2 separate regions of the Homo sapiens genome follow, and region 1 is linked to region 2. The links are chromatin loops, found by intact Hi-C in ENCODE. Cell type or tissue: psoas muscle. All regions are shown on one strand. Links, peaks and the distances in the headings refer to the core of each region. The heading gives the core; the rest is flanking DNA.

Region 1 (14,751 bases), core at 4,546-12,545, 49 kb after region 2:
CTTAACTATCTTCTGTGCGCATGCGCAGAGCCCACCTTGCAGAGCCGTGTCTGTATGGGGCCGCGGTCTCACTAGGCAGTCCGTGCCCCAGTACTGGCCTTCCAGGTAGAGTGGTTTTAGATCAGAGTTTTGTAACCCACGTCTTGGTCAGTTATCACCCTCCCTATAGTAACTAAAATAGTACGTTCTGCTTTGAAGGTGTCCCTACACCACACCGAAGATACTCACCTTGTGGAGATTGGAAGGATGCCAGCTCTTTAAATGAGACATCGTTTTTGCTTAACGTAACTTAAAAATGAAAAACAGAGCTTTTGATATTAATTGAAATAGTGAGAAAATAAATGTATTTAGGTTATTTTTTTGTGGAGCATGAATGGAAGTTAAGACAGACCTAATGACCTGATTTACAGAAATTGAGTCAGTACAAATCTTAACCCAAATATCAGCCTGTGTTCCCGTGCTGGTTTTGATTTTGCCATTATGTTATATTGTGTGTCCTGCTGCAGGAGACCAGTACTTCTTTTGCCTCAACCCCTACTTGTAGTTTCGAATTACCAAATGTTTAAATGCTGTGTTGTTGTTATTAGAATTTATCTAATTTTCTTGTATCAGAGATTCAGAAGGCTCCTTTAGTTTAAGCTTTTCAAAAAAAATTTTTTATTTGACAGACGTGCTCTGTCCCACAGGCTGGAGTGCAGTGATGTGATCTCAGCTCACTGCAACCTCCACCTCCCAGTCTCAAGCAATCCTCCCACCTCAGCCTCCTGAGTAGCTGGAGACTACAGGTGTGCCACCATGCCCTACTAATTTTTTTTTTTTTTTTTTTTTGAGACAGAGTCTAACTTTGTCACCAGGCTGGAGTGCAGTGATGCAGTCTCAGGTCATTGCAATCTCTGCCTCCTGGGTTCAAGCAATTCTTGTGCCTCAGCCTCCTGACATAGCTGGGATTACAGGAGTATGCCACCACACCTGCTAACTTTTGTAACTTTAGTGGAGACAGGGTTTCACCTTGTTGGCCAGGCTGCTCTCAAACTCCTGGCCTCAAGCAATCTGCCCGCCTCAGCCTCTCAAAGTGCTAGGATTACAGGTGTGAGCCACTGCTACTGGCCCCTGCTAATTTTTTATTCTTTGTAGAGACAGAGTCTCACTATTTTGCCCAGAATGATCTAGAACTCCTGAGCTCAAGCAATCCTCCCACCTCGGCCTCCCAAAGTGCTGGGATTATGGGCGTAAGCCACCATGCCCAGCCCAGATTTCTAATAGAGGTAGATTTTATCATGCATCTCTAAGTTACCTGAAAGTCCTGCTATAATTGTTCTAGGCATTTTCAAACTTTTGAGAAGCCTAGAAGTATACAAACTAAGATGTTAAGACACGTTGTATGGCCTGGCATGGTGGCTCACGCCTGTAATCCCAGCACTTTGGGAGGTCGAGGCGGGCAGATCACTTGAGCTCAGGAAATCGAAACCACCCTGGCCAACATGGTGAAACCCCGTCTCTACTAAAAATACAAAAATTAGCCAGGCGTGGTGGCAGACGCCTGTAATCCCAGCTACTTGGGAGACTGAGGCAGGAGAATCACTTGAAGCTGGGAGGTGGAGGTTTGCAGTGAGCTGAGATCGCACCGCTGCACTCCAGCCTAGACAACAGAGTGAGACTCCATCTCAAAAAAAAAAACGCATTGTAATAACTATTCCATTTCTTAAATTGGAAGGCTGTATGTTTTAGAATAAACTTCCAAGTAATATCTTTCTTTTTCTTTACTGTGGCTTTTGTAGGCTTTTCTTTTTTAATTAGACAATTTGTTCCTCACAGATAGGGTTGATGAAGAACGCTTGGTAGGTAAGCACCTGTGTGTGAGCCGAGTCATTCATAAAGAACTGTTCACAGATAGGTTGATGAAGAATGCTTGGTAGGTAAGCGCCTGTGTGTGAGCCGAGTCATTCATAAAGAGCTGTTCACAGATAGGGTTGATGAAGAATGCTTGGTAGGTAAGCACCTGTGTGTGAGCCGAGTCATTCATAAAGAGCTGTTCACAGATAGGGTTGATGAAGAATGCTTGGTAGGTAAGCGCCTGTATGTGAGCCAAGTCATTCATAAAGAGCTGTTCACAGATAGGGATGATGAAGAATGCTTGGTAGGTAAGCGCCTGTGTGTGAGCCGAGTCATTCATAAAGAGCTGTCCTTGTGTTGGTCTCATGGGCATCGTGTTTCCTCCGCAGAGCCAGCCCCAGTGCCTGCTGAGCCGTTTGACAACACTACCTACAAGAACCTGCAGCATCATGACTACAGCACGTACACCTTCTTAGACCTCAACCTCGAACTCTCAAAATTCAGGATGCCTCAGCCCTCCTCAGGCCGGGAGTCACCTCGACACTGAGGGCCCTCGGTGTGAAGATGAACCTTCCACCGTCTTCACTGCATCCTGGAGTGCAAAAATAAAATCCACTCAAGAGTCACAAGGCCCGCTGTGCATAATCGGTTTCACTTTTACCTTTTTTTTTTTTTTTTTTTTTTTGAGACAGGGTCTCACTCTGTCACCCAGGCTGGAGTGCAGTGGCACATTCTCGGCTCACTGCAACTTCCGCCTCCTGGGTTCAAGTGATTCTCCCACCTCAGCCTCCCAAGTAGGTGGGATTACAGGTACTCACCACCAGGTCCAGCTAACTTTTGTATTTTTAGTAGAGACAGGGTTTCACCATGTTGGCCAGGCTGGTCTCGAACTCCTGACCTCAGATGGTCTGCCCACCTCCGCCTCCCAAAGTGCTGGGATTACAGGCGTGAGCCACTGCGCCCGGCCACTTTCACACTTTTTACAGTGAGTGGTGAATTAGCAACAGTAACACTGATTATCCAACATATATTTTGGAATATCTACTATGTGCAAGGAATTTTTCTTAAACTCTAAGGTTATGAATCACTGGGCAAATCCATATAATTAGAGAATTTTAAGTGCTTTAGAGCGGTGTGATTCTACTGTGCTCAGCCTAGTCAATTTCGCATTAAACTGATTATCAGCTGAGTATCAATAATGTAATAGTGACTTCTTTTATTTTTTTTGAGATGGAGTCTCTGTTTCCCAGGCTGGAGTCCAGCGGCACAATCTAAACTCACTGCAACCTCCGCCTCCTGGGTTCAAGTGATTCTCCTGCCTTACTTAGCCTCTTGAGTAGCTGGTACTACAGGCTCACGCCACCATGCCTGGCTAATTTTTTTTGTATTTTTAGTAGAGATGGGGTTTCACCATCTTGGCCAGGCTGGTCTTAAACTCCTGACCTCATGATCTACCTGCCTCAGCCTCCCAAAATGCTGGCATTATAGGCGTGAGCCACTGCACCCAGCCAGTAATAGTGACTTCTAATCCTACAGCCCTGGTTTTTGATCATTAGAAACAGGAGTTTTGGCCAGGTGCAGTGGATAATTCCTGTAATCCCAGCGCTTTGGGAGGGCGAGGCGGGTGGAGCACCTGAGGTCAGGAGTTGAGACCGGCCTGGCCAACATAGTGAAACCCCATCTCTACTAAAAATACAAAAATCAGCCAGGCATGCTAGTGGGTACCTGTAATCCCAGCTACTCAGGAAGCTGAGGCAGGAGAATCATTTGAACCTGGGAGGCGGAGGTTGCAGTGAGCAAGATCGTGCCATTGTACTCCAGCCTGGGCAACAGGAGTGAAACTCAATCAAAAAAAAGGAACAGGAATGTTACTAATTTTAACTACTGCATTGCAAACAAATTGTATTGCAGTATTTTACCATCAGAAAAGGAAGGGAATTGTTTTGTTTGCCTCTGTTAGATATTTTATATAAACTTGAGGACATTTTCATTGGTGAGATTCGGAAGAGGTGAAGTTTCTTGCAGTACAGGGACGAAGTAGGAAGAGGTGAAGTTTCGTGCAGTACAGGGACGGAGTAGGAAGAGGTGAAGTTTCGTGCAGTACAGGGACGGAGTAGGAAGAGGTGAAGTTTCGTGCGGTGCAGGGACGGAGTAGGAAGAGGTGAAGTTTCGTGCGGTGCAGGGACGGAGTAGGAAGAGGTGAAGTTTCGTGCGGTGCAGGGACGGAGTAGGAAGAGGTGAAGTTTTGTGCGGTGCAGGGACGAAGTTGCTCCCCGCTGGCCACAGGCACTCAATGAGCTATTTTACCTATTTAGGGTTTCTGGGTTGGCCAAGTAACCTCCCATCCCTTGTGATAGATAACTTTAAGTCACACCTTTGGGGGCAATGTGGGGGGCTCCTGTGCATCACATGGAGCACGCTCCCCCAGCACTCTGCAGAGACAGACCCCCAGTCTGACTTAGAGAAAGTAACCAATGTAGGTGAGGGCCAGGGCACGGTGGCTTACGCCTGTAATCCCAGCACTTTGGGAAGCCAAGGCGGATGGATCACTTGAGGTCAGGAGTTTGAGACCAGCCTGGCCAACATGGTGAAACCCTGTGTCTACTAAAAATACAAAAATTAGCCAACTGTGGTGGTGCGTGCCTGTAATCCCAGCTATTCAAGAGGCTGAGGCAGGAGAATCGCTTGAACCCGGGAGGCGGGGTTTGCAGTAAGCCGAGATCATGCCATTGCATTCAGTCTGGGTGACAGCGTGAGACTGCATCTCAAAAAAAAATTTTTTTTTTTAAATATCAAAATTGAAAACTAGTATTGTGGTCATCTGCCTCAAATTGTGTTACCACACGGGAGACTTAGCAACTCAGCCAGATTCTTCTAAACACATTTTTTATAATAAAAGTGGTAAAACTACATTACCAAAAAGAAAATAGTAAACTTACCTAAAATCCACTATGCTAACCCACCCTTTTTTTTTTTTTTTTTTTTTTTTTTTTTTTGAGACAGCCTCACTCTTGCCCGGAGGAGTGGTGCGATCTCAGCTCACTGCAGCCTCGTCCTCCCAGGCCCAAGCAATCCTCCCATCTCAGCCCACTTTGTAGCTGGGACTGTAGGCACTGGCCACCATGTCCGCCTAATTTTTCTATTTTTTGTAGAGACAGGGTTCAAGAGATCTGCCTGCCTCGGCCCCAGAAAGTTCTGGGATTGCAGGCGTGAGCCCCCATTCCCAGCCATTAACATCTTACAGGATTCCCCAGTGGTGGTGGTAGGTGTAACCATTTTAATGTACCTACAACTTTTCTATCCTGCTATTTGCATTTTTTGGTTTTTCATTTAATAGTTCTCAAGCTGGGATCCGTGGAACTACTGTGATGGGCGGTGATGCTTTGGAAATGGAAATTCCCTTAATATTAAAATGAACATGAATATATTTTGATTTGCATATATTTTTAAGATAAAGCATGAGACTTGTATAAAGTTCTTTCCTGGCTGGGCGCGGTGGCTCATGCCTGTAATCCCTGCACTTTGGAAGGCTGAGGCAGATGGATCACCTGAGGTTGGGAGTTTGAGACCAGCCTGACTAACATGGTGAAACCCCCTCTCTACTAAAATTACAAAATTAGCCGGGCGTGTTGGTGCATGCCTGTAATCCCAGCTACTCAAGAGGCTGAGGCAGGAAAATCACTTGAACCCAGGAGGCAGAGGCTGCAGTGAGTGGAGATTGCAGCATCGCACTACAGCCTGGGCAACAACAGCAAAACTCCGTCTCAAAAAAATAAAGTTCTTCCCTTAGAACTAGTCCTGTTGGGCTAGTCTTTCTGGGATTTTGGTTTACTCTCCTCCACCCATTGGAAGGGCTTAAAACCGAATAGCCAGCACCAAGCACAGCTCTGCATTTTGTAGCTATCACTGCAGATGATTTCTTGATAGTCCATCTGGTGGCAATACAGTGGTCACCCAAGGGGCCATTGTTTGGGTCTATGTGATTTCCCACGTTCTGTTGGAGGCCGGGCGCAGTGCCTCACGCCTGTAATCCCAGCACTTTGGGAGGCTGAGGTGGGCAGATCACGAGGTCAGGAGATCGAGACCGTCCTGGCTAACACGGTGAAACCCTGTCTCTACTAAAAATACAAAAAATTGGCCAGGTGCGGTGGCTCACGCCTGTAATCCCAGCACTTTGGGAGGCTGAGGTGGGCAGATCTCGAGGTCAGGAGATCGAGACCATCCTGGATAACACGGTGAAACCCCGTCTCTATTAAAAATACAAAAAATTAGCCGGGCATGGTAGCGGGCGCCTGTAGTCCCAGCTACTTGGGAGGCTGAGGCAGGAGAATGGCGTGAACCCAGGAGGCGGAGCTTGCAGTGAACCGAGATAGCCTCACTGCACTCCAGCCTGGGCGAAAGAGCAAGACTCCGTCTCAAAAAAAAAAAACAAAAAAAAAATTAGCCGGGCGTGGTGGTGGGCGCCTGTAGTCCCAGCTACTCGGGAGGCTGAGACAGGAGAATGATGTGAACCCGGGAGGCAGAGCTTGCAGTGAGCCGAGATTGTGCCACTGCACTCCAGCCTGGGCGACAGAGCAAGACTCCGTCTCAAAAAATAAATTAATTAATTAAATTAAATAAGTGGGTGTTTTAAGTGCTCAGCTTCCTTGGTTCTACCACCTTCTCTCCCTGACCCTCCTTCCCTTTCCCCCTGACCTTGGCCTTTATTCTAGAACGGATCTGAAGCAATAGGATATAAAAAATTCACAACTGCTAAAACAGTGTTCCTTCTAGTGTAATTTTCACCCTTAGAGACCTGTCTGTAATAAACATTATTTGAAATGCCTACTATATGCTAGGCACTATGCCTCGGCCACGGGTTCAGACGTGATCGAGACAGCCTGCCTTCTCTGAGTGTATGGCCTGGGAAAGGGGGCAGCTGAGAGACAGATGCATGGCGATGTGCCGGATAACAGACGTAGAAGGCAGAGGCAGGGGAGCTGTCTGGGGAGAGGCAAAGATGGGGATTCATCAGAGAAGGCTTTGAAGGACATGATGCCTAACCTGGATGTCGAAAGGGATTTTGCCAGGAGCACAGGGCACTGGTGGAGGGAGCCCTGCGGGGCAGTCCTCAAGGCCTCCGGATGGGTGTGAGAGGCACCGGGGCTGAAGCAGCATCTGGGTTTGAGGAAGCCACAGCCCCTTGGCTCTCCACTGCAGTCTCAGAGCAGCCTCAGGCTGAGTAAGTGGCTGAGGCCAATCCTTTAGGAAACGGCACCACGCCTGGCTAATTTTTGTGTTTATACTAGAGTCAGGATTTCACCATTTTGGTCAGGCTGGTCTCAAATTCCTGGCTTCAAGCTATCTCTCCCCCTCAGCCTCCCAAAGTGCAGGGATTACAGCAGGAGCCACCGTGCTGGCCCATATATGCCATCTTTCAACTGCCTGTATTCAGAGACTCTCACCTCCTCAAGCCCTTCGTGGGAGGAAAACTAGACAGTGAAATCCAGCCAAACAAGAGATGAACTAACATTAAAAATTCAAAAATTGGGCCAGGCACGGTGGCTCATGTTTGTAATCCCAGCACTTTGGGAAGCCGAGACAGGTGGATCACCTGAGGTCAGGAGTTTCAGACCAGCCTGGCCAACATGGCGAAACCTCGTCTCTACTAAAAATACAAAAATTAGCTGGGCATGATGGCGGGCGCCTGTAATCCCAGCTACTTGGGAGGCTATGGCAGTAAAATCGCTTGAACCTGGGAGGCAGAAGTTGCAGTGAGCCAAGACCACGCCCTTGCACTCCAGCCTGGGCAACAAGAGCGAAAGTCATCTCAAAAAAAAAAAAAAGAAAAAAATCAAGAATTGAAGGCCACAGTAGTACTGGGGGAGACCTTAGAACCTATTTGCCTGTGAATTAAGGCTAAACAACTATGGAGATTACAAGACAGAATGAGAGTGTTATAAACCCTAACAAGTAAACAGAAGATAAACCAAGAACCTGGAGGACACAAATAGGAACTTGGGAGGTAGCCCAGGAGAACTCCTCAGCTCATCCTTCAGAGCAAATGAGTCAGTACTGTGCGGAATAGACACTTGGCAGGATGGAGATGAGAAATGTAAAATAGAAACTTGGAGGCCGGACGTGGTGGCTTACACCAGTAATCCCAGCACTGTGGGAGGCCGAAGTGGGCAGATCACCTGCGGTTAGAAGTTCGAGACCAGCCTGGCCAACATGGTGAAACCCCATCTCTACTAAAAACCCAAAAATTAGCCAGGCATCATAGCGCTGGCCTATAATCTCAGTTACCTGGGAGACTGCGGCAGGAGAATTGCTTGAACCTGGGAGGCGGAGGTTGCGGTGAGCCAAGATCATGCCACTGTACTCCAGCCTGGGCAACAGAGTAAGACTCCATCTCTAAATAAATAAATAAAATAAAATAAAAAGCAACTCTTGGCCAGGCACATTGGCTCATGCCTGGAATCGCAGCACTTTGGGAGGCTGACATGGGAGGGTCACGAGCTCAGATGTTCGAGACCCGCCTGGGCAACATAGTGAGACCCTGTCTCAAAATAAATAAATAAATAAAAATAAAGAAGCAACTCTTTTAGCATTATAAGATAGGGCAGAGGAAAAAAAGAAAAAAGAAACAACTCTTCTTACCAAAAAAGGTTGAAAATATCCCTTCTGTTGTCCCCGCCCACAATGTCTTAAACCTAGCAGGTGCTGACCTAAAGGAAGAAGCAGGGGTGGCCAGGCGCGGGGGCTCACGCCTGTCATTCCAGCACTTTAGGAGGCCGGGCGCAGTGGCTCACGCCTGGAATCCCAGCACTTCGGTAGGCCGAGGCGGGCAGATCACAAGGTCAGGAGATCGAGGCCATCCTGGCTAACACGGTGAAACCCTGTCTCTACTAAAAATAGAAAACATTAGCTGGGCATGGTGGCAGATACCTGTAGTCCCGGCTACTCAGGAGGCTGAGGCAGGAGAATGGCATGAACCTGGGAGGTGGAGCTTGCAGTGAGCCGAGATCACATCACTGCATTCCAGCCTGGGCAACAGAGCGAGACTCTGTCTCAAAAACAGAAAACAGAAGCAGGAGCAAAACTCGTGCAAGTGGAGATTCTCTGGGCCAAGTTTATGGACTGCAAGCCAGGAGCACTGACTCAAATGGCCCCGAATATCCATGCTGTGATTAGCTGCAGTTACAAGTGGCATTTTGTTGTTTTGTTTTTGTTTTTTTGAGAAGGGGTCTCACTCTGTCCCGGCTGGAGCTCAGTGATATTTTGTTGTTTTTCTTTTTTTGAGAAGGGGTCTCAGTCTGTCACCCAGGATGGAGTGCAGTGGCTCGATCTCGTCTCATTGCAAGCTCCGCCTCCTGGGTTCAGGCGATTCTCCCACCTCAGCCTCCAGAGTAGCTAGGACTTCAGGCGTGCACCACTATGCCCAGCTTTTTAAAAAATTTTTTGTAGAGATGGGGTTTCACCATGTTACCCAGGCTGCTCTCGAACTCCTGGACTCAAGCAATCTGCCTGCCTCAGACTCCCAAAGTGCTGGGATTACAAGCGTGATCCACTACTCCAGGCCTAAAAGTGGGTTTGGTTTAGTTTGTTTGTTTTTTTTGAGACAGAGTCTCGCTCTGTGGCACAGGTTGGAGCGCAGTGGCTCGATCTCGGCTCACTGCAACCTCCGCCTCCCTGGGTGTTTTGTATTCTTAGTAGAGACAGGGTTTCACTATGTTGGTCAGGCTGGTCTCAAACTCCTGACCTTGTGATCCATCTGCCTCAGCCTCCCAAAGTACTGGGATTACAGGCATGAGCCACCGTGCCCAGCCTAGTTTTGTTTTCTTGAGACAGCGTCTCAGTGGTGTGACCTCTGCTCACTGCAGCCTCTGGCTCCTGAGCTTAAGTGATCCTCCCATGTTGCCCATGTGAAAGAAAAATATTTTGGGCCCCAAAATCACTAAGGAAAAGTCAAGCTGGACACTGCTTAAGGGAAACCTGCCTCCCATTCTATTCAAAGTCACTCCTCTGCTCACTGAGATAGATGCATATCTCATTGCCTCCTTTGGAAAGGCTGATCAGAAACTCAAAAGAATGCAGCCTCCAGTGTCTCACCTTTCTGTGCCCAGCAAGCTCCCTCCCCGCTTGGAGTGTTCCTGCCTTTGCTTCAAGTTGTCCCACCTTTCCAGAAGAACCAAGGTGCTTCTTACATATATTGATTGGTGTCTCATATCTCCCTAAAATGTATAAAACCAAGCTGTGGCCCAACCACCCTGGGGACATGTCATCAGTGCAAGGCTCTTGCATTGGTTGGAACCCCGAGAGCGCGCCAACAGACAACATGAGGCGGTGTGGAGCAACATGCTGTTTTAATGAGCGCCTGCATGCAGACAGGCTGAGGCCTAAAATGGCATCAGCCCCAAGTGAGGATGGGGCAGGGGTTTTATAGTCCTCTGTAAACAGGAATTGTCCCAGCCTAACGTGACTGCTATGTAGTACCAGGGCGACCTCCCTCTTGATCTTCAGGGGGTACGTGTCTTCCAGCCAGCTCTCTTCCTGCCTCTGCTATCTTGCTGCTGGTGCAAGTTTGTACCTTGGGACTGGGCCTGAGGAGGAGGAGTTATTCATCCCGCAAGCTTTCAGGCCCCGAGGAGAATCTTCCATTCCTGTCTATTTGGTTATAGAAAAGGGGAAAGGGACGACTTTCTCAATAACTACTTCAGGCGTGACATAGGGGTGGCGTGGGCACCTTGGAAAAAGAAAAACTTAATTTTTGGGGTATTCTTGAGAGACGGGTTGGTATCCATCGTGCCGCTGTAGCAGGAGCATCATCTGGATTGTCAGGAGGTTAACTGTAGTTTCAACAAGAGTTTTAATGGGATACCACAGGGGAGAAACAGGAGGACCCCAGTGATGAAAATGACTGTCCCCACCAGCATTTTAAATCCTCCTAAATTAGAGAACCACCCTCCTAGAAGGTTTGCTGGGTCCCATCCCTCCCAGGTTTGGACTGGTACACGGGCTACTTTTCTGATGTTTGAAGCGATTTCCAGAACCTCTTCTCCATTATTGCCTATGTTAAGACAGCAATTGGAGATGTTAAACTTACCACAGCCCGCACCCTCTTCTGCTAATAAGTAGTCTAGGGCCAGCCTGTTTTGATAAATTGCCGCGCGCATTTGGTTTTGTTGTTGCGCGAGCATTTCTAGGGCTGAGGCAGTTTGGTTAGTGATTATCTCTAGAACAGCTTGTAGTCTAATCGCTCTATTTGGCATATATATGGGAGTGCGATAACCCCATGAACCATCCTCTGCCCAAGTGGCAGGACCATAGTATTCAATGATCCGTTGCAGAGGCCACTCGTCCTCTCACAATCTTTGGCTCCCTCCTACCTCCAAGGATCATTTTTCTCTGGTTATCATACACAGGGACTCTGAGGGTGTTGCCCGCCTGCTTCGGAAGTAAAAAGAATCCAGGTTGAATTGTGCCTAGGAAGCAAGTACCTTGCCAGTGATAAGGTAGCTGTGAGTAAGCCTGGGTTCCCCATATCCACAGGAATCCGTCAGTGGCAGTCCATTGTCAGCTGGTGTTCCTAGGATTGTCGCATAGTACACTTAGGCGGAGGTATGCGGCATAAGGGTTAGTGGTGTTCGTACAGTACCAGGCCTTTTTTGACAAGACACAATTGAGGTAGCTTAAGTTAGAAGGAGACCAGGCTCCAGGGGGTAACCTTGGCCACCACTCAGCTATGGAGGCATTGACTGTTAGGGTTTGGTGACGGGTTTTCACCTACGGCGCGATGGGTTTTATCAGTCCACTTGCGGGATATGCACACCGTCCCTCATACTGGGTTGGTAAGTGTCCAGGACTGCGGGCATTCCTGAGGAGTGAAAGTGAGTCTGGGGTTTTGGGATGCCTGTAAGTAAGGGGGAATGTCTATCCCGTCCCACAGCCACTGTTCACTCATAAAGCTCCCCCGCATACCCAACAATTGGACACATTCATGGTAAGCACAATGGTTCTCCTAGATCTACAAACAGATTTTTTCCTGGCTTAGGAAGGGATGCATCTGCTTATAGTTTTTGTATAAAGGAATGGAAATGCCGCGGGCGATTTTCAGGGGGAGTTGTTGGTTTTGAGGCTTTGGCTTTGGCTATAATCTGTTCTCTCTTTATGTCCTCAAGCACCTGAGTGTTTACTCCCCATTGTCCAATTTTGGTGAAGCAAAGCCACTGCTTCCCTCTGGGGCAAATAGCCCCATTACGACTGCCACATACTCCTAGATTCTTTACTTTATAATAACTCTTTCCTGATTCAACACATTCCTCGATTAAGTTTCCATAACAGGATCTTTCTATATGAGTATGGTAAGTAAAGTATTGTTGCATCTCCCCTCTGTAGTGCAAAGACTGATAACACTCACGGCAGCTCGGAGGGGCTGCTGTGGACAGCAGGACAGCTACTGACAGTATTAGGATCGTGGTGAGGGATATTCCCATATTAAGACTTTTGGTTGGAAGAGAGGTATAGAAAGTGGTTGGGTAGATACAGGCCATTCCTGGAAGCACGTGGTTAGTCTTCCTTGTGTTTTGGTTTTAAGAAAAAAATGTTGGTTAATTTAAACTTGGTAGGAGAAATTGGCCCAGACAAACACTTAGCTGTTAATGTTTTGGAGGAAGAAGCTGCCTTGGGGGTGAGCTTGACCCTGGTGCGATGGATCCAGTTGGGGAGTCCTCGGACTCTCACTGCAGTTGGTGTGCTGAGTATCACAGTGTAGGGGCCTGTCCACTTCGGTGGTAGCTTTTTGTGAGGGTCAGTTTGGCCGATAAACACGTCTGTGCCTGCAAGACAGTTATGATGTTGAGAGGATAAGGAGGTGTCGGCAGGGAGAGGCATGGCCTCACTCACTGCTTCACGAGTGAAAGACCGTGTCTGGATTAAGGAGGGGAGGTAATTCCTGAGTGGCTCAGAGTCTGTTAAGGGTGGAGGCTCTAAGACAAAAGTTCGGCCATACATGATCTCAAAGGGACTATAAAAAAAGGCTGCCTTTGGTGTTGCCAGAGTCTCATGAGGGCGAAAGGGAGACTTCTCGTACACGACTGGCAGATTTCTAGAGTGAGCTTGGTGAGTTGGGCTTTAAGGACAGAGTTGACCTTTTCAACTTAGCCTGAAGATTGAGGCCGGTAGGGTGTGTGGAGAACCCATTTTATTCCCAAGGATGTAGAGGCGCCTTGGGTGATTTGGCTGATAAAGGCAGGCCCGTTATCGGACCGGATGGATGTTGGGAGTCTGAAACAGGGAATTATATGCATGTTGAGAGTTTGTGTGATGATATTTGCACCTTCTGAAGTTGTTGGGAATGCTTCTACCCACCTGGAGAAAGTACAGACAAAGACTAGAAGATAGTGGAGCCATTTATGGGGCAGCATGTGAATAAGTCTACCTACCAATCCTGCCCGGGTACCTTGCCCTGGGCTTGGTGGGTAGGAAAAGGCAGTGGCCAGAGGGAACCCTGGGGTGACATTGAGTGGCAGATAGAGCAGGACTGGGTGACCTCTCGAACACGGCTGGAAAGATGAGGACAAATGAGGATAGGGCAGAGACGTTGCAGGACAGGTTTGTACCCGACGAGGACAAATGAGGATAGGGCAGAGACGTTGCAGGACAGGTTTGTACCCGACATGGAAAGAGTTGTGGAGGCTTTGGAGGACAGGGATTGTTTGAGAGTGAGGACAGCGAAGCGCACTTCCTTGACATACCGTGGTCCTTGTTTTTGAAGGTTTTGGGCTTGGCAGTCCTCCTTTTCTTCTGGGGAGTAAAGAGGAGAGAACGAGGACAGGGAAAGAAACTGGCCTTGCACGGGTTGTAGGGCCATTTGTTTGGCTACTCTATCTGCTAAAGCATTTCTGGCCAATATAGGATTGTCTGGGGTTTGGTGGCCCCTGCAGTGAATGATGGCAAGTTTCTGCGGGAGCCTGGCAACCTGAAGGAGCTTGCTGATGAGAGCATTCATGACAGGGGTGTTGTTTGCAGTTAGGAAACCCCCTTCTTTCCAGATGGACAAGTGTGAGTGCACTACGTGGAACACATAATGAGAATCTGAATACATGTCCAGCTGCTCGAGTGAGAGCTCAAGTGAGGACGATGAGTTCAGCCTTTTGGGAGGTGGTTCCTAGGGGGACCAGATTAGCTTCAATAGTGTGGGTGGGTGACACTATAGCATAGCCAGCATGTTGGCATCCTTGATGTAGGAAGGAGCTGCCATCTACAAACCAAGTAAAGGAGGCATCTGGAAGGGGTTGGTCTGTTAGGTGTGGAAAAGGTAAGAAAAGTTTGAACAGTGTCCACACAGAAGTGTGCAGGGTCTTGGGAGGTAGTGGCTTCAGGTAAGAGTGTGGCCGGGTTTAGACAGGAGCTGGTTAGCACGGTGATTTGGGGGGTTTCTATGAATAAAGCATACAGTTGGAGGAGCCGTGGGGCAGAGATGAGACTTAGTACGCTGCGGTGAGCTAGCATGTCTTTGATGCTATGGGCTGACTAAACTGTTAGGTTGGCATCAAGAGATAGTTTTAGGCTTTCAAGGGTGAGGACAGCAGCTGCCACCAGTGCTTGGAAGCAAGCAGCCCATCCGAGAACTGTGGTTTCGAGCTGTTTAGAGAGGTAGGCAACAACCTGGAGGGCGGGTCCCTTAGACTGGGTTAGAACACGTAGTGCGACTCCATGCCGTTCGTCAGGATAGAGGGAGAAAGGTTTGGTGAGGTCTGGGAGGGTGAGGATGGGGACTGGGGTGACAGACTTCTGGAGTAGGCAGAAAGGTTGGGTAATAGGCTGTGCAGGGTTTAAAGGCTCATGGAGAGGGCCTTTAGCAGCTTGGTATAACAGTTTGGCTAGTAGAGCGAAGGAGGGAACCCAGAGCCTGAAATATCCCGCTAGTCCTAGAAA
Region 2 (13,705 bases), core at 1-8,000:
GCGGTCATCAGGACTCACAGCCTGCATCACCAGGGGCCAGAAAAGAAAAAGCCGCTCACCTGAGTCTTCCCGAATCAAGTCCCTCATGGAAGAAGGCAGGGAAGCTGCAGCCTGGCCGCCAAGAGGATGAGGCCTTCGAGGACAGACCAGCGTGGCTCCTCCCCTCCTCCCGTCCCTACGTCTAATTGGTGGCCCTCATTCTCCCTCCCCAGAGGGTCCCTGGCCACCTCTAGCCCTCACTCCTCAGTGCTAGAGCAGGCTTCTGGGGTGGGGCAGTGCCACCCCTGCCTGCCTGTCTCCCGCACCTTGGCAAATCCAGGCCCCACGCCCATTTCCACCCGCCACAGGCCTGCTGCACCCTCCTGCCCAACACTGGGTTGCCTTCCTTGCCTTCCTGTCACACATGTCCCCACACCCATCTGTCACCAAGTCCCAGTGAGGTTCCCTTTGATACCCCACACTCGCCATTGTTCCTGACTGTCCCTGTGTGCGTCCAATCCCAGCTCCACCACCCGGGCTGTGGGCCTGCGCCCTCTGGGGCTCCAGGTGTGTGTCTGTGACACACGGGGCACACAGAGTGGGGTGACAGGGGCTGCTGGGAGCAGTGCTGAGGTGATGCTCCTACAGCACCTGGCACAGCTCCCGGCCAAGGAGGCGGAGCCAGAGGCTCGTGGCTGCACCTGCTCCTCCCACACCTTCACTTCCAACCTGGGGCCACCTACTGACCACCTCCTGTCTCACTTGCCTTCTTCATTCTCCCTGCTGTCTGCTCCACCTTCCTAAATCCTGTTCCCACCACTCCCCTGCTCCCAAATCTGCAGAGGGCTGTCCCTGCTACGGGGGAGCCCCATTCTCCCCACCAAACGCTGGGGCACAGACCGGGCAGACGTTGATTCAGCCTGTACCCCACATACCATGTCCCCCACGTACTGCGTCTAACAGCATGGACAGGTGCCTGAGCCTTGACAGGGTAGACATTGACTCAGCGTATGCCCCACGTGCCACGTCCCCCATGTACCGTGTCCCACACCTGCCATGTCCCCCACCTACCACGTCCCCCACCTACCACATCTAACAGCATAGACAGGTGCCCCAGCTCTAGACGGCCACACCCGTGTGGCTCCAGCACCGAAAAGGAGTAGACGTCTCCAGACTTGTCGGCCACCAAGACCTTCTCCTCCGAGGCTATGAAAGTCAGGGCTGTACACCTCCTTGCCACGGTCCTAGAAGGCCAGAAAGACACCCCCATTAGCTTCCAGGAGCAGCGCAGGGTCCTCGACAGCCTGGCAGGCCACGTGGGCGGTGGCAGGCACCGGTACCTGGCCATATGCTCTGTTTTCCAGCTGCTGAAGGTGGTGCCAAAAAAATTAAGCAATGCTAACAACTGGAACAAAGCCAATGCCTTCGACAAATTTACTTTCACAACGTTTTTCTTTAAGAAAATTGCTCCTAGCCGGGCGCAGTGGCTCACACCTGTAATCCCAGCACTTTGGGAGGCCGAGGTGGGTGGATCACAAGGTCAGGAGATTGAGACCATTCTGGCTAACACGGTGAAAACCCCGTCTCTACTAAAAATACAAAAAATTAGCCAGGCGTGGTGGCGGGCGCCTGTAGTCCCAGCTACTCGGGAGGCTGAGGCGGGAGAATGGCGTGAACCCGGGAGGCGGAGCTTGCAGTGAGCCGAGATCCCGCCACCGCACTCCAGCCTGGGGCGACAGAGCGAGACTCCGTCTCAAAAAAAAAAAAAAAAAAAAAAAGAAAAGAATAGAAAATTGCTCCTGATGGTGGGATCTAGGTGGTGGATAAATGCGTGACAAAATCCTCAACTTTCCTGTGTGTTTGAAAACTGTCATCAAGAAATGGGGGAATGGTTCCTTAACCCCAGAGTCTTCATCATGCATTGAGGGAGACAACGGCCCTCTCCATAAACGCTGAGTGTGCTGGGGGCCACTGTCAAGGACAAAGGCAGGCACCAGTCTCCAGGGCCCCCCAGCCTTGCCGCTCCCCTGACCCACACTGACCCCTGCTGCTCGTTCTGCTGCGTCGAACCAGGAGCCTCAGACAGAGAGCCGTGCCCCATGCCCTGCAGAGGGATGGAGGGGCCTGGCCACCCTCAGGGCAGGACCCAGCCCAGGGCAGCAGTGAGGCAGCACCCTACCCTCCTCGGGAGGAAGCTCGGTTATCCAGCGTGTGAGAGGCCTGCGCTCCCCCCAGTCCACATCCACATCAGCACATCCATGAATCCAACCCCGACCCAGAGTCATGGATGCACCAGAGTTCCGGATGCAGCACGTTTGCACACTGCTTCAGCAAGAACCAAAGTCACAGTTCGCTCCCTCTCCTTCGCCAGGGCTCAGGGCTACACTACTTCCTGGGGCTCTCATTTCCACATCATTTCTACTGGAATCGTCCCGTATTTATGTCCTCTCCACAAGGCAGGGACCCATATGTTCTATTTTACATAGATATGAGTTGTAGCACAGCTTCCCACACACGCAGTTAGCCACAGGGCCTCACTACAGAACAGCAGCCAGCCCTGCTTCCCCACCCCCAGGGCTGTGGCAGCACACACTGCCCAATACGCAGCCAACACCAGGCAGACAAGTACAGGGCGCCCGGCCCACTGCGGCTGGAAATTGAGATGGAAGCTTCAGGAACGCTGTCCTCAATGAGGCCCCTATGTTTCTCTCAGGGGCAGAGGGACTAAAAGACAGAAAAGGGCAGGCAGGACCTTTGGGCCACACCCCAGGCTGGAAGCAGCATCCCTCCTCCTCCCTCACAGCTGTGCAGCAGAGCTGCAGAAGGGAGGCAGAAGGGAAGTATAACGGGGTAAACACAGAGAAAACAAGGACAAAGAAAGATAATTACGCTCTGGGGCAAGATTAATCAGAATTCTCAGGGTGCACTGCAATTTAAACAAACAGCCCTGCACTGCACCAGCGACACAGCCCCCAATGTCCGATGGGCTCATTAAGCAGCTGCCACAAACACGACCATGGTGGCACAGAGGAGCAGCCCAAGAGGATGCCACAGGGAGGGGGGATGGACTTGGACTCACAGGGCGCTCATCCCCCCAGCCTGGCTGGAAGGCGTGTGGCACAGATGGCCCCCGACACCGTGCCTCCTGCCCAGCTCAGCAGAGGGCACTGCTCCGCGTCCCTTTGTCCTGCCCCAGCCGGAGGCTCCCAGCCTCTCCAGCTGGGCTTATCCTGGCACCGATTCTAGGACGCAGCTGAGCCTTACTCGCAGGCTTGGGTGCTAGGATCCAAGGGAGGTCACAGAATGGGGCAGGTCACTGGACCAATGGCAAGCCGGCCTGTCACCCTAGCTGAGGCACAACCCCGCCCGCCCTCCAACCCCCAGCCTGTGCAGGGTCTCGGGTCTCGGGTCTCAGCACTCCCTCCACAGTCACTGGGTTCAGGGCCCAGAGACCAGCAGAACCTAGCAAGTAACCACCCATCTCCACACCCTCCGTTCTCTGCCAGGAGTCGAGTGGCTGAGCCCTGAACTCCCAGACTGAGTTGGCACTGCCCCAAGCCCCCCTCCAGAGAGCCGCCTGGGCAGCCCCAACAGGGCACTGAGGACACCAGGCACCATCCACACCCACACTCCAGCAGCCAGGTGCTCTCTCTCCACCCCCTGGGCAGAGCGAATCAGATGGTTCTCTGGCTCTGCCTTTCCCACGTGCTGCCGTGGCTCTCACAGTTGTTTTCGGAAACACAGACTCCACTGGGAGGATTTCTCCCTCATAAACACACATGTCAAAATCAATGTATCACTCGTCACCCTGTGTCCTCATCTTCGGCTTGGAAAACCTGGCCTCAGTCCCTCGGGCCAAGAGTCTCCTGACTGCCCAGGTGGCAGGCCCTCCGTCCCTTGCGGTTCTAAACTGCTACCTGGGAAAGAATCGTTGCTGCCCACAACTTCCATCTTGGCTACGCCTCAAAACCCTTCAACAGGAAGCTTCCCAGCAGCAGCACAGTAACAAAGCAACCATGGGACAGAGCCTAGGGTCTCGCCCAGCTCAGGGGCATCCTGCAGCGGTGCAGGGCCTCAGTGAAATGCAGAGAGGCTAGGAGTACATGGAACCTCTAAAACTGAATGGAGGTGGATGTGCTAAGCGTGGGCGGTTTTCTGGGGAGCGGGTGCATCAGATCTAAGAGTCTGAGATCTAAGAGGCATAAAAAGCCTCCAGGTGTGGGGAGCAGCCCCCATGTTTGCGGACCAGCCACAGGGTGCTGCCTGCCAGCTCAGCATGGTTCCACTCACCCTAGTCCTCTCCTTGAAAGCAGCTCCTGATAAAACTCACCCTATGCCCCTCTCCCTGCCCCACTCGCATCCCCCAAACCTACTCCTCCTGCCACAATAATCCCCTCCAATTTCTCACTGAGAGAAAGGGTAACAATTTCACTCCACCCGATGCTGAAAAGTTCACAAACCCACAATTCTAAAGGAATTTTAAAAAGATTATTGAGGAATTTGCCAAGAGATGTTGAAAGTGGCAGTAACTTCACAACTGTACCCACTGTCCTGCAGTTCAACTAGAGAAAGGGGAGGCAGCAAGGCGTGCCCTACACCAAGGTCAGGAGAAACCCCAAGCCACACCATCGAGGCGGGATTTTGTAATCTGCTGCCTGGACTGCATCAAATCACATGGTCCATCTTCCACACCACCTAAGGCAAACATTTCCTACACGAAGTTATACTGCTGACATCACTTTCAAAACCAAGAGCAGGCCGGGCGCAGTGGCTCACGCCTCTAATCCTAGAGCTTTGGGAAGCCAAGGTGGGCAGATCACCTGAGGTCAGGAGTTCAAGACCAGCCTGGCCAACATGGCAAAACCCCATCTCTACTAAAAATATAAAAATTAGTCAGGCGTGGTGGCTCATTCCTATAATCCCAGCTACTCAGGAGGCTGAGGCAGGAGAATCGCTTGAACCCAGGAGGTGGAGGTTGCAGTGAGCCAAGACCGTGCCACTGCACTCCAGCCTGGGTGACAAAGAGACACTCCGCTCCACCAAAAAAAAAAAAAAAAAAAAGTGAACGCACAGGTAAAGGGGCACTGCCAAGAGCCAAACACTGCTCTTTGCTCACATGCTGCAGGCTGCCCATCCCTCATCCCAAATGCTCGGGACGAAAAGTGCTTTGCACTTCAGATTTGTTCAGGTTTTGGAATATTTGCAAATACTTACTGGCTCAGCATCCCTAACCTAAAAATCCAAAATCCGAAACATTCCAGTGAGCATTTCCTTTGAGCATCTTCCCTATGCTCACAAAATTTCGGATTTTGGAGGATTGTGAATTTCAGATTAGGGGTACTTAAACTAGATGCACTGCCCACTCTTGGACTTGTGCTTTTTTTTTTCTTTGTAGATACGAGATCTCACTATGTTGAGGCCAGACTGGCCTCGAACTGCTGGCCTCAAGGGATCCTCTCACCTTGGCCCCTCAAAATGCTGGGATTACAGGCATGAGCCACCATGCCAGCCTCCCAGAGTTTTACCAGGTGCTTCCATAAAGAGAATCACACCAGCACACAACCTTCAAAAGACGAGTCAACACAGCAAGACATCTCCCTCTTGGCAAAGCACCTACAACCAAGGATGAAGAGGCCCCCCACCCGCCCAGCCTGCAGCGGTATCTGCATCCACCACGAGTCCCAACTCATGGAGCTCTCAACCTCAAATGACCTCCTCCAAGAAGCCAACTGCCACAGGCAACCACATTGAGTGGAGAGAATTCTAGATTCCTCCCTCCTCTGGGCCATGCACGATGCCAGGAGCAGAGGCCCCGTCCCTCTGGAGGAGTCAGAACCCCTGGAGGAGCCCTGGGCCTCCGCGCTTCCATCAGGGTGAAGAAGCTCCACTGTTAGGAACCAGGACACAGCGGGCAGGCAGACTGGACATCCCCTCTCTCCCAAGTTCAAAGTGAGACACTACCTCTGGACAGCAAGCTCACATTGAAGTAAGGTGACATTCCACCCACGTCTCCATCTTTCTGGCAACCTCAGAACTTCACAGCCGCAGCACTGTCCAGACTTGAAAGAGTCAGCGTCTTCAAGACACGAGTGAGCTCCCTGCCCGCTCACCCCCACCACCAGCCAGGCCTACGGCACACACGGCCAGACCCAGCCTCCCCTACCCTCTGCAGGCAGTGGCTACTCCTCAAATGGTGTCTGGTACCAGACATCAAAAGCCTTGGCACAGGGTACACCCTCTGCATAGTGAAGAATTAACCTTGCCTTTGGCCTCATCTCCAAGAGTAGGGGCCTTGGGCCCCACAGGCAGCCTAAGTACGTGATTTAGGGCAGGGGCCTGGGGCCACAAGGTGTCCACTCCACCTCTGGAGGGGCTGGGAACTAAAAGTCAGCCACCCCCACAGCATGTGATCAACCCCAAGGAAACCGCTGGACACCAAGGCTTGGGAAGCTTCGCCGTGTCTGTTGTCACACATTGGTGCCAGTAAACCCACACTGTCCACACCTCTGCTGTCCCAGTTGCTCTGGCTCAAACTTCCCGAAGTTTAAAGGCAGGAAGAGGTACAAGGAAACACTAGCATTTGAGCAGTGGAACAGTGCAAACAATGTAACAACTCAGCTACAGGGAATGACACAGTGTTGTCAACACTGCCCTGGCGGGGGGGAACAGGCTATAGGCTAGCACATGCCACCACTACAGTGTAACACATGCAAATCCTGTAATCCATCTGCAGAGAGGAGGAGGAGGGCCTGGCCCCAGTGCTCATCCCATACTCTGGCTCTGGGTGGTGAAATTCAGGGTGGTTTTTGTTCTTGCTCTCATTTTGTACTTCTCAGTGGTTTCCAATTTTCTGTACGGACCAAAACCAAAGGATAAAAAAGGCAAAAGGTAGCATGAGAGGACACCGAACTGTACTCCAGGGGAAGCAGACAAGTGAGAATTCACTCCCAACTTCTACAACCCCACTCACCATAGCTGAACGGGAACCCACACACTCCACTGTTGTCTAAGTAACTGGATCACGTCTGAGATCCGTGTACACATCGGCACGTGGATCTCAGCTCTGCACTTGTTCTTGACCCCAGGGCTTTGAAGTTTTGTCAGCTAAGGCAAGGGTATTGGAAAATGCTAATCCAGTCTCAGTGGTTACCGGTGCAGCTCACCTTACACACCTGTGCCACAGAAAGGCCGTGTGAGAAAGGCCATGTTGAGAGCCACACTTTGGGAGATGGGCTTATTTTGTAAAACTAAAGTGTCCAAATATAAAGAGCTCCTACAAATAAACAACACCCCAATGGAAAAACATAGGATATGGAAAAAAAAAAAGTTTACAAAACACAAATGATTCTTAAGTATATAAAGAGTTGCTCTTCTGGCCAGGCGCCAGTGGCTCACACCTGTAATCCCGGCACCCTGGGAAGCCGATGTGGGTGGATCACCTGAGGTCAGGAGTTCAAGACCAGCCTGGCCAACATTGTGAAACCCCATCTCTACTAAAAAAATAGAAAAAATTAGCCGGTCGTGGTGGTGCATGCCTGTAATCCCAGCTACTCGGGAGGCTGAGGCAGGAGAATCACTTGAACCCAGGAGGCGGAGGTTGCAGTGAGCCTAGATCGTGCCATTGCCCTCCAGCCTGGGCAACAACAGCGAAACTCCATCTCAAAAAAAAAAAAAAATGCTGACCACCAGTAGAGGGATAGTCAAGAAAACTGCTGTAGCTGGGCTCAGTGGCTCACGCCTGTAATCCCAACATTTTGGGAGGCCAAGGTCAGCGGATCACCTGAGGTCATGAGTTCAAGACCGGCCTGGCCAAAATGGCAAAACCCCATCTCTACTAAAAAGACAAAAATTAACTGGGCATGGTGGTAAGTGCCTGTAATCTCAGCTGCTCGGGAGGCGGAGGCAGAAGAATCGCTTGAACCCGGGAGGTGGAGGTTGCAGTGAGCCGGGATTGGGCCACTGCACTCCAGCCTGGGTGACAGAGCGAGACTCTGTCTCAAAACAAAGAAAGAAAGAAATCACAGAGCATATGGCCTAGCCCAGATGAAATGAATCACAAAGTCTGTGCTTTCACAAGACACCCAAGCGGCTCTTGTGCACTATGCCTATGCCAAAGCTCAGCCAGGGCCTTTACTTTAGGAAAAGAATTACCAGGCCAGGCGCAGTGGCTCACTCCTGTAATCCTAGCACTTTGGGGGACTGAGACAGGTACATCACCTTGAGGTCAGAGTTCGAAACCAGCCTGGCCAACATGGTGAAACCCCTTCTCTACTAAAAATACAAAAAATTAGCCAGACGTGGTGGCACATGCTTGTAATCCCAGCTACTTGGGAGGTTGAGGCAGGAGAATTGCTTGAACCTGGGAGGCAGAGGTTGCAGTGAGCTGAGATCACGCCATTGCACTCCAGCCTGGGAAACAAGAGTGAAACTCCGTCTCAAATTAAAAAAAAAAATTACCATCAGATTCCCTTAGATCATTTCATTTTTAACTTTTGGGAGTCCAAGCCCCCTTTGAGAATCTCATGTGAATTATGAAAGCTCTCTACAGCAGCCAGTGTCCGAAAGGCAAAATGAACTGTTATGTGCTTAACTGAATCCTCCAAACCACAACTCCTATGTTGAAGCCCTGACCTACCTAGGACCTCAGAATGTAACTGTATTTGGATAGGACCTTTACAGAGGTGAAACAGAGGTCATTGGGATAGCCCTGACCCCATCTGACCAGTGTCCTTTCAGGAACAGGAAATGAGGACATAGACACAAAAGGACGACTCTGTGAGGACATAGGGAGAAGACGCCATCAGCAAGCCAAGGAGAGAGGCCTCAGAGGAACCAGCCCTGTCCTGCCAGCCCCTTGATCTTGGTTTTCCAGCCCCTACAACTGTGAGAAAATTGTTATTTAAGGCCCCTAGTCTGTGGTATCTTGTTGGGCAGCCCAAGCAGACTAGGACAACTACTATCTTCTTTCAACACTGAGAGGTGAAAACCTGTCCATCCCTCCTTCCCACAGGTTGTCCAAGAAACCCAAAGTCAAGGCCAACCTACTAGAAAGCCCCTGCCACCTGCAGAGATCCCTGTGGAGGGGCTCAGAGCAGGACACCTCAAGGCCACCTTGAGGCATTCACCCTGAATCCTGAAAACACTTCCCATCTTCTCTATTCTAGGTCCTAAATGACTTACTCATGTGGCTATCTTAGCAAGAGGATGCCGTTCACAGGCCTTTCAAGATAAAGATGACGCGATCCACAGCAGTCAGGTGGAAGCAGCCATTTATTATCAGTTATAACTCAGACATGTAGGGACATGCATTTAAAAGTCATTTTCCTACTGGGAAACCATCACTGCCTATGGGAAAGGAGCCAGAAGGTGGGTAAGAAGGGAGACTGACGCATACTCTTTGGTTTAATTTTGTTGTGTTTTAAGTTTTTAAACCATGTGCATCTATTACCTACCTGATACACAAAGACACAAAAACATATTGTAAATCACATATACATAAAAACATATATAGTAAAACCCGTATACACAAAAACACATAGAGTAGAAATGATGCAGCGTTTCAGGGCTTTCTTTTTAACCTGACTGGAAGAGAGGACAGAGCAGGCATTCATTGCTTTTGATGCCACCTAGAATTTGGCTTTTTTTTTTTGAGACGGGGTTTTGCTCTTCTCACCCAGGCTGGAGTGCAACGGCATGATCTCGGCTCACTGCAACCTCCGCCTCCCAGGTTCGGGAGATTCTCCTGCCTCAGCCTCCCGAGTAGCTGGAACTACAGGCACGCACCACCATGCCCAGCTAATTTTGTATTTTTAGTAGAGACGGGGTTTTGCCATGTGGGCCAGGCTAGTCTCGAACTCCTAATCTCAGGTGATCCGATCCGCCTGCCTCGGCCTCCCAAAGTGCTAGGATTACAGGTGGGAGCCACTGCACCCAGCTGAATTTGGGTTTTTACTCTTCTCTTTGAAAATAAGATGAGGCTGGGAGCGGTGGGTCATGCCTGTAATCCCAGCACTTTGGGAGGCTGAGGCGGGTGGATCACCTGAGATCAGGAGTTGGAGACCAGCCTGGCCAATGTGGTGAAACTCTGTCTCCAGCAAAAAATACAAAAATTAGTCAGGCATGGTGGTGTGCACCTATAGTCCCAGCTACTCGAGAGGCTGAGATGGGAGAATTGCTTGAAACTGGGAGGCGGAGGCTGTAGTGAGCCAAGATCACACCACCGCACTCCAGCCTGGGTGACAGAATGAGACCCTTCTCCAAAAAAAAAAAAAAAAAAGATGAAATAAAAATCTTAAAGACAGGCCGGGTGTAGTGGCTCACACTTGTAATCCCAGCAGTTTGGGAGGCCGAGGCCAGCGGATCACCTGAGGTCAGGAGTTCAAGAGCTGGCCTGGCTAACATGGTGAAATCCCATCTCTACTAAAAATACAAAAAATTAGCCGGGCATGGTGGCAAGTGCCTGTAATCCCAGCTACTGGAGAAGCTGAGGCAGGAGAATCACTTGAAGCCGGGAGGTCGAGGTTGCGATGAGCAAAGATCGCGCCATTGCACTCCAGCCTGGGCAACAAAAGCAAAACTCCGTCTCAAAAAAATAAAAAAGGAGGAATAGGGAAGGCAGAAGAACCTTTCCGGACTTTGCTAAGTAAGAGGGCAAGGCATAGCGATATCTCCCGTTCTTGCCAGAGTTACTGGCCTCCCCATCCCCACGGATCCACTCCCCATCCACTCTTCAGATACTCAGACATATGTGCACTAAACCCACCTAGCTTAATACTATGGTACAGACCCCTCAACAGACCCCAAATCCCTATCACTCTCCAGGGCAGGCTCACAGCCTTGTTCCTGCTAATCACAAGGACAGAGGACTGCCCTGGAAAACAGGGGCACCAACACTGTAGGTGGAGGGACCAGCAGCAGGGCCCGGCTCTGTCTTCCGAGCCCACTGATCGGAGTCTGCTATCTAACTGTTCACCACCCAGCGTGGGACAGAACAGCACCCCTGCACCCTCCCAGAACTGCCGTGAGGATCAGATCAGCCAACACACATGTGGCACTGAAAGTGGTGTCTGGCACTGAACTGCGGCTCCGTGTCAACCACTTATCACCCTTATCACCATGTTATGGTCACTATTGCTACAGGCATGCAAGGATAAGGTGTGCATTCGACATCTTAAGAATCCAGCGTTAGCATCTCATACCTGACACTCAGACATTGCCATGGTTTTGTACGGAAAAGAATCAGACGCTTACTGTCATCGGTTAAAGCAAAATAGCTGCCAGACTTGGAGAAGGTGGACGCCAGAATCGCACCGCTCCCCTGGTCCAAGGGCGCGTCCTCCCTGAGGAAGAGAGGAGGAAGACGGTTAAGCTTCACCTAAGGAAATAAGGCTGCATTCCTTGTTGGCCAGCGTGGTAATTTCTAACATGGGAGGAGGTAGAAACTGTTAAGGGGATCACGTAGCCAAAATACAGACATATTAAAGGGACATGGGGAAGTTCAAAACAGCTCTAATTTTATCAGCATGAAGCCTAACTAAACAGAAAATCTCCCAGCATACATGCCAGAACCCAGAGAGCTAAGCTGGAAGAACCCTCAATGACACATGGCCCTCTTCCTCATGGGCAAGGACTAACCCAAGGCTAGAGGCAGGGATAAACTCACATTAACAATACTAATAACAGGCCAGGTATGGTAGCTCAGACCTATAATCTCAGCACTTTGGTGTTGCGAGAAGTCAGGGACCCCAAACGGAGGGACCAGCTGAAGCCATGGCAGAAGAATGTGGATTGTGAAGATTTCATGGACATTTATTAGTTCCCCAAATTAATACTTTTATAATTTCTTATGCCTGTCTTTACTGCAATCCCTAAACATAAATTGTGAAGATTTCATAGACACTTATCACTTCCCCAGTCAATACCCTTGTGATTTCCTATGCCTGTCTTTACTTTAATCTCTTAATCCTGTCAGCCGAGGAGGATGTATGTCACCTCGGGACCCTGTGATAATTGCGTTGACTGCACAAATTGTAGAGCATGTGTGTTTGAACAATATGAAATCTGGGCACCTTGAAAAAGAACAGGATAACAGCAATGTTCAGGGAACAAGAGAGATAACCTTAAACTCTGACCGCTGGTGAGCCAGGCGGAACAGAGCCATATTTCTCTTCCTTCAAAAGCAAATGGGAGATATATAGCTGAATTCTTTTTCTCAGCAAGGAACATCCCTGAGAAAGAGAATGCGCCCCTGAGGGTGGGCCTCTGAAATGGCCCCCTTGGGTGTGGCCATCTTCTGGTCGAGACTGTAGGGATGAAATAAGCCCCAGTCTCCCATAGCGCTCCCAGGCTTACTAGGATGAGGAGATTCCCGCCTAATAAATTTTGGTCAGACCGGTTACTCTCAAACCCTGTCTCCTGATAAGATGTTATCAATGACAGTGGTGCCCGAAACTTATTAGCAATTTTAATTTTGCCCCGGTCCTGTGGTCCTGCGATCTCGCCCTGCCTCCATTTGCCTCGTGATATTCTATTACCTTGTGAAGCATGTGATCTCTGTGACCCACACCTATTCGTACACTCCCTCCCCTTCTGAAAATCCCTAATAAAAACTTGCTGGTTTTACGGCTCAGGAGGCATCACGGAACCTACCGACATGTGATGTCTCCCCCGGACGCCCAGCTTTAAAATTTCTCTCTTTTGTACTCTGTCCCTTTATTTCTCAAACCGGCCGACGCTTAGGGAAAATTGAAAAGAACCTACGTGAAATATCGGGGGTGAATTTTGCCCAATATCTGGCTGAATTTCCCCCAATACTTTGGGAGGACAAGGCGAGAGGATCGCTTGAGCTCAGGAGTTCAAGACCAGCCTGGGTAACATGGCGAAACCACGTCTCTACAAAAAACTACAAAAATTAGGCAGCCCTGGCGCGGTGCCTCACACCTGTAATCCCAGCACTTTGGGAGGCCAAGGCAGGTGGATCACGAGGTCAGGAGATCGAGACCATCCTGGCCAACATGGTAAAACCTCGTCTCTACTAAAAATACAAAAAAAAAATTAGCCGGGCATGGTGGTGCGTGCCTGTAGTCCCAGCTACTCAGGAGGCTGAGTCAGGAGAACCACTTAAACCAGGGAGGTGGAGGTTGCAGTGAGCCAAGATAGCGCCACTGCACTCCAGCCTGGCAACAGGGCAAGACTCCATCTCAAAAAAAAATTAGGTATGTTGGCATGTGCCTGTAGTCCCAGGTACTTAGGGGGATGAGGCGGGAGATCACCTGAACCCAGGAGGTCGAGGCTGCAGGGAGTTATGTTTGTGCAACTGCACTCCAACCGGGGTAACAGAGAGACCCTGTCTCAAAAAATAATAATAACGATAAAACAAACTGAGCCACAATACCAATGATAACTAAAGAAAGCCACCATACGAAACACTCACATGCTCTACTTTTATATCTCAATTAGCTGAAGTTAACTTCCTACACCCGCCTTCAACCATTACTTCAAGGAGCCAGTAAGATGTGATTACTGACAGAAACTAAAAGTATTTAGAAAAGTCCTAACACTGTGCTTTTTTTTTTTTTTTTTTTGAGACGGAGTCTTGCTGTGTCACCCAGGTTGGAGAGTGCGGTGGCGCAACCTCGGCCGACTGCAACCTCCGCCTCCTAGGTTCAAGTGATTCTCCCACCTCAGCCTCCCAAGTAGCTGGGACTACAGGCGCCCACCAGCATGC

Evidence for each region. Hi-C counts contacts between places; a loop is a spot of excess contacts. Peaks named below come from ENCODE experiments on the same cell type or tissue, not always from the same donor. Only the 100,000 strongest peaks of a DNase experiment are listed, where the experiment ranks them.
Region 1: a loop joins it to region 2, with 3 times the contacts of the local background. A loop is called at or near these places in 6 of 110 quality-filtered maps.

Annotation. Positions count from the first base shown.
Region 1 is chr21:42,906,642-42,921,392 of GRCh38, forward strand. It overlaps NDUFV3 (NADH:ubiquinone oxidoreductase subunit V3), which reads left to right. Exons shown (of 4, transcript NM_021075.4): 4 at 2,223-6,658. The coding sequence ends at 2,380. ERVH48-1 (endogenous retrovirus group 48 member 1, envelope) reads right to left here. Exons shown (of 2, transcript NM_001308491.2): 2 at 10,162-12,650. The coding sequence starts at 12,365. The coding sequence ends at 11,883. Among named protein-coding and RNA genes, the nearest start is that of ERVH48-1, 12 kb to the right of the region's middle. RefSeq lists enhancers at 8,123-8,630, 8,631-9,137. In psoas muscle, for the core only: no CTCF peak of the experiment used is centred there; no DNase peak of the experiment used is centred there; H3K27ac peaks cover 1,930 bases.
Region 2 is chr21:42,862,374-42,876,078 of GRCh38, forward strand. WDR4 (WDR4 tRNA N7-guanosine methyltransferase non-catalytic subunit) reads right to left here. Exons shown (of 11, transcript NM_018669.6): 3 at 11,178-11,318; 4 at 1,067-1,223; 5 at 1-21. Among named protein-coding and RNA genes, the nearest start is that of WDR4, 10 kb to the right of the region's middle. RefSeq lists an enhancer at 3,434-4,129. In psoas muscle, for the core only: no CTCF peak of the experiment used is centred there; DNase peaks (open chromatin) are centred at 2,623, 3,225 and 3,518.